Linked DNA regions of Homo sapiens: region 2 is linked to region 1. A link is an interaction called in ENCODE POLR2A ChIA-PET data of the cell type or tissue named here. Cell type or tissue: GM12878. All regions are shown on one strand. Each heading gives the region's core, and the rest is flanking DNA. Links, peaks and the distances in the headings are about the cores only.

Region 1 (2,917 bases), core at 94-2,593:
GCCTCTACTTGGTTGTTGATTGACTGATAGGTAGATTGAATTTCCAGAGACTGGGAAGTAGACAAAGGTTAACAGTTCCAGATGTTGGCAGGACACCCATTCATTGGATGTATCCTGGGGAGGTGGGATGACTTCCAGTGGGAATAGTTCTATGGCCACCTGTGGAGGCCAAATGCAGGCCACAGGGAATTGCAGTCAACTCAAAGGTTCTGAGCCATGCCATGGAGAAGTTACTTGGACCACCAGACCCAAAGGGACCATTCAAGGTGAGTTAAGAGGCACTCAGAAGCTACTCAGGTAAATTAATGACAAGTGAGCCTCCCCAGTTCCTCAATCTTTTGGCATGGAGGAAGATGCCAGGAACTTGGCCCAGCTCCTGAGGGTTAAGTAAGGAAAGGTAGGAAATAATGACAAAAACTGACAACGTGTGAAACAGTGTGGGGGCAGAAATAAGTTAGTTGCTGGTTATTTTCTGCTTGTCCCACCCCTAGATCCTCTATGCTCTTATCTTTTCTGCTGTATGCCTAGAAGGCCAAACCCTATGGTATTTACTCCCATTTTCTCTTGACCTCTGACTTATACTTGGATTCAGCCAGTAGAAGACACTGGCAGATGCAGGAGGGTAAGAGAATGGATTCAGCTAATGAGAGACACTGGCAGATAAATATAGGAGGGTGGGAGGAGCAGGACTTCAGGCATTTACTGTCCTAGTTCCCTTTCTCTTGGCCATTTTTCTGGTAGTGGCTGTGTTCCTGGGATCACAGCTCCTGGTTATCATCCCTGCTTTTAGGGCTCTAGCTCTCCCACTGACCCTCGTAACATTTCTTCTGCCCTCTGCCCAGAGAGGCTTAGGAGAGGTCATAGACTGTTGCTCTTGCTAAGCCCTGTGTAGCTCTCCTTTGTTTCCTTAACTCTGCCACATCTGTAAATAGCCTTTTCATGAAATCCCTTCAAATAAATAAATACATTAGAGTGGGCCATGTAGTTCTTGCTGGGGTACTCATGGACTTAAAGAAAATTAAGTGATAGCTCTTACAAACTCAAGTCTGTAGACTGAAATCAATGCCTTATGTGTTAGGATGGGAATTATTCTTCCTCATTTTACAGATGGAGAAAGATTTAGTGAGTTGTCCAAGGCACACAGCTGGTAAGTGTCACAGCCAGGACGTTAACTCAGTAATTCTGACTTGGTGCTTTTTTCTATATACCAAACATATTAGAGCTAAGAAAAACATAATGTTCCTCACCACATGCAAATTAGGATAGGGTAAAGTACTTGCTAATCATCAAGGTACAGACCCATGAGAGGCAAGATTGATATCCAAAGAGAAAACACATTTGTTCACACAGGAAGAGTTTCCACTGCTAGGAGTTTTCCAAATCCTGCAATGTCGAGTAGCTCCCTGGTTGTCAGCAGAGTGGACATCGATGGTCAGTGCCACCCTGGCTTTACAGGCAGGAGTAGGAGAAATGGGCTCTAGCCCTACAAAGTTCAATGTGGCTTCTCCAGTTCAAGTTTCAATAGCCATCAATTAAGGGTTGCAGACAAACCTACTGTTTCCTTTACTAGTTGACCTATTAAAGAAATGTGTGAAGACAACTGTTTTTGTTTTTCCTTGCAGACAGAATAGCCCCAGTGATCCTAAACTGTGTACCCACAGGTCTTTTAGTTATGTGCATGGTGTTTTTAAAGGTGAAGTTACTGAGTTTTGCGTTTAGTTTGGAAACAGTGCCACCCATTTAATCCCTACTGCCTCACATCTGGTGCTGTCACTCCTGTATTTGAAGGCCATGCTCTTTGCAGTCATTTCACTTTGGGTGCCTTGATCTAAACCCACACCAGAGAGAGAATATTTTCTCCATTAGCAAATGGTCATCATTATGCTGAGAGTCATTAGATTTTGTTTTTTCCTGCTATTCTTGGAGCTTGTCTGCAAAAGGCCTAGAATTAGACTTTTTCGTTATCATTTAAAAAGTTTTTATTCAAGTATAATTTATAGGCAGAAAAGTGAAAAATGCTGTGTGCAGCCAAAGTTTCACCAAGTGAACACATCCATTTCAACACTACAGTATCAAAAAGTTGGGTCACCTTAGTGGTCTCCTTTTTAACCCTTCCCAGTCATTCCATTCTTCCACAAAGGTAACCACATTCCTGGTGTCTATGACTATTGATGGATTTTGCCTGTTTGGGGACATTATATAAATAGAATCACATAGTATGACTTTTGTGTCTGGTTTCTTTTGCCCAGTATTTATGTTTGTGAGTTTTACTCATATTTTTAGTGTAGCTAATCCATTCCCATTACTATATAGTATTAGTTGCATGATTTTATCAAAAGATAAAAAGATTGTATGAAAAGTATTGATGGACCATTTGTGTTGTTTGTTTTTCTGCTATTACAAATAATGCTGCAAGGAAGATTCAACAAATTTTGGTGCACATGCAAACATATTTTTGTTGTATATCTACCCAGAACTGGAATGGCTAGGCCAAATAGTATGCATATGTTCAACTTTAGTAGATAAAACTAGCTGCCAAAGAATGTATTTAAATCTCCTTAAATAGCATATGAAAATTATAATTTCTCAAAACCTTTGCCAACACTTGGTTTTGTTAGTCTTTTTAGGTTTAACCATTCAGATGTATATTTAATTTTTATCTCCCTGATGACTAACGAAGCTCAACATCTTTCTCTATGTTTATTGGCTATTTGGTATCTTTGGCAAAGAGCCTGTTCAGTTCTTTTCCTATGTTTTTCTACTGTGTTGTCCATATTTTTCTTACTGATTTGTAAAAATTCTTTATTCTGAATGAATGTTTTATTAGTTACAGATAAAGTACATATCTCCAGTATGGGGGCTTGCCTTTTAGTCTCTCCATGATTTGTTTTATGGATGCTTTCAATTATTTTAATCA
Region 2 (2,917 bases), core at 268-2,767, 90 kb after region 1:
GTTCTATTCCATTTGTCTAGATGCCTGGGTTTATTTCAGTACTGTGCTATTTTGATGGCTGTAGCTTGGTAGTTTTGGAATCAGAAAGTGTGAGACCTCCAACTTCGTTCTCTTTCAATATTTTGGCTATTTGGGGTCCCTTACGGCTTTCCATATGAATGTTGAGATGGATTTTTTGTTGCTGAAAAAACATCCTTTGGATTTTGAGAGAGATTTCACTGAACCTATAGGCTGTTTGGGGTGGTATTGAGTTTTTAACAATATTAATTATTCCAATCCATGTACATGGAATGTCTATCCATTTATTTGTACCTTCTTTATTTCAGCAACATTTTGTAGTTCTCAGTGTATGGGTTTTTCTTCTCCTTGGTTAAGTTCATTTCTAACTATTTTATTGTTTTCGATGCTATTGTAAATGGATTTGTTCTCTCGATTTTCTTTTTGGATGATTCATTGTGAGTATATAGAAATGCAACTAAACATTTTGTGTTGATTTTTTTTCTTGAAACTTTGCTTAATTAGTTTATTGTTAATTCTAACAGGGTATGTGTATGTGTGTATAATCTTAGGGTTTTTTATATATAAAATAATGCCATCTGCAAATGGAGATACTTTCACTCTTTCCACTTTGTATGCCTTTTATTTCTTTTTTTTGGTCTAATTGTTCTAGCTAAGACCTAGTACTGCATTGATCAGAAGTGGTAAAAACAACATCCTTGTATTGCAGAAAGAAATTTCACTTTGTCATGGTGTGTAAGCCTTTTAATGTACTGTTGAATTCAGTTTGCTGGTAAGTTGTTATTTTTGCATCAGTATTCCATCGGGGACATTGGTCCTTAGTTTTCTTTTCTTGCATTGTCTTTGTCTGGCTTTGGTATCAGTATAATGCTTACCTCATAGAATGCGTTTGGAAGTGTTCCCTCCTCTTCAGTTTTTTAGAAAAGTTTGAGGAGGATTGGCATCAATTCTTCTTTGAATGTTTAGTAAAATTCATCAGTAAAGCCATTGAACCCTGGGCTTTTCTTTGTTGAGAAGTTTTTGTTATTCAGATTTTCCATTTCTTCATGATTTAGTCTTGGTAGGATGTGTACTTCTAGGAATTTATCCACTTCTTCTAGTTGTTGGTGTACAGTTGTTCATAATTTTCTCTTAGAATTCTTTTATTTTTCATAAAATTTCCCATCATGTGCCCCATTTTGTTTCTGATTTTAGTTAAGTCTTTCCTCTTTTTTTCTTAGTCAATCTAGCTAAAGACTTATCAATTTTATTGATCTTTTTGAAGAAGCAAATCTTGGTTTTTAAAATTTTCTCTACTATTTTTCTCTATTTTGTTTATCTCTGTTCTAATATTTATTATTTCTTTCCTTCTGCTAACTTTGGTTTCAGATTGTTTTCGTTTTCCAGTTTTTTAAAGTGTAAGGTTAGGTTATTGATTTGATATCTTTCTTCTTTTTTAATGCAAAGGTTTGCAGCTGTAAATTTCCCTCTTGGCACTGCTTTTGCTGCATTTTGTAAGTTTTGATATTTTTTTCGTTTTTATTTGTCTGGGGATACTTTCTAATTTTTCCTGTGATTTATTATTTTTTTCAGCTAGTGTTTGTTTAAATCTTCCCATGCATTAGTGATTCCTTTGCTTATCATTACTTCTGTATTCACACTTTTTTTTCTGGGATTATTTCTTTTTTTCTGAGGTTTATCCTTTAGGAGTTCCTTTGGTGAATTAGAAAACTAATTTAATTTCTTAGTGCTCTCTATTTTAATTGCTCTGAAATATGTTTATTTTATCTCTTTTCTTTTCTTTTTTTTTTTTTTTTTTTTTTTTGTTGTTGTTGTTGTTGAGACGGAGTCTCGCTCTGTCGCCCAGGCTGGAGTGCAGTGGCGCGATCTCATGTCACTGCAAGCTCAGCCTCCCGGGTTCACGGCATTCTCCTGCCTCAGCCTCCCCAATAGCTGGGACTACAGGCGCCCGCCACCACACCCGGCTAATTTTTTTTGTATTTTTAGCAGATACGAGGTTTCACCGTGTTAGCCAGGGTGGTCTCAATTTCCTGACCTCGTGATCTGCCCGCCTCGGCCTCCCAAAATGCTGGGATTACAGGCATTAGCCACCGCGCCCGGCCTCTCAAACAAACCTGCACATTGTGCATATGTACCTTAGAACTTAAAGTATAATAAATAAATAAGAGAAAATATTTATCTTCCAAAAAAAAGTGGTTTCACTAGGTATAGAATTCCAGGTATCAGTATTTTTAACATATCGTGTGACCGTCTTTGGCTTTCTGAGGTTGCTATGGTAAGCGGAATAATGGACTTCCCAAAAGGTCCTCATTCTCATCCCTGGAATCTGTGAATATGTTACTTTACATGGTAAAAGGGACTTTACAGATGTGATTAAGTTAAGGATCTTGAGATGTGGAGATTCTTCTGGATTATTTGCATACACGAAATAAACACAAGAGTCATGATAAGAGATAGGTACTAGGATTAAAGTCGGTAGTAGGAAATATGATAATAGAGATTGGTGTAATGGAGCTGTGGAGTGCTGGCAGCCTTTAGAAGCTGAGAGGCGCAAGGAACAGGTTTTCCCCTGGAATCTCTGAAAGGAACCAGCTCGCTGACATCTTGATTTTGGCCCCATAAGATTCATTTTGAACTTCTGACCTCCAAGACCATAAGAGAATAACTGTATGTTTTTTAAGTCACTAAATTTGTGATAATTTGTCACAGCAGCAATAAAAATCTAAGGCAGCCTGTTGTTGGTCTAATTATAGTTCTACTTTAATCGTTGTTTTTTTGTGTTTTTTTTTTTTTAATCTCTGGCTGCTCTTAAAGTTTTCAGTTTTGTCTTTGGTATTCTGTAATTTTATTTTGACGTCTAAGCTTGGATATCTTTTTATTTATTGTGCTTGAGATTCGT

The links. ChIA-PET counts read pairs that join two places held together with the same protein. Peaks named below come from ENCODE experiments on the same cell type or tissue, not always from the same donor. Only the 100,000 strongest peaks of a DNase experiment are listed, where the experiment ranks them.
Region 2: POLR2A ChIA-PET joins it to region 1 with 7 read pairs; 2 of 35 experiments call an interaction of 5 or more read pairs at or near these places.

The regions. Positions count from the first base shown.
Region 1 is chr9:1,553,075-1,555,991 of GRCh38, forward strand. No RefSeq gene overlaps it. Among named protein-coding and RNA genes, the nearest start is that of SMARCA2, 460 kb to the right of the region's middle. In GM12878, for the core only: no CTCF peak of the experiment used is centred there; a DNase peak (open chromatin) is centred at 1,317.
Region 2 is chr9:1,643,282-1,646,198 of GRCh38, forward strand. No RefSeq gene overlaps it. Among named protein-coding and RNA genes, the nearest start is that of SMARCA2, 370 kb to the right of the region's middle. In GM12878, for the core only: no CTCF peak of the experiment used is centred there; no DNase peak of the experiment used is centred there.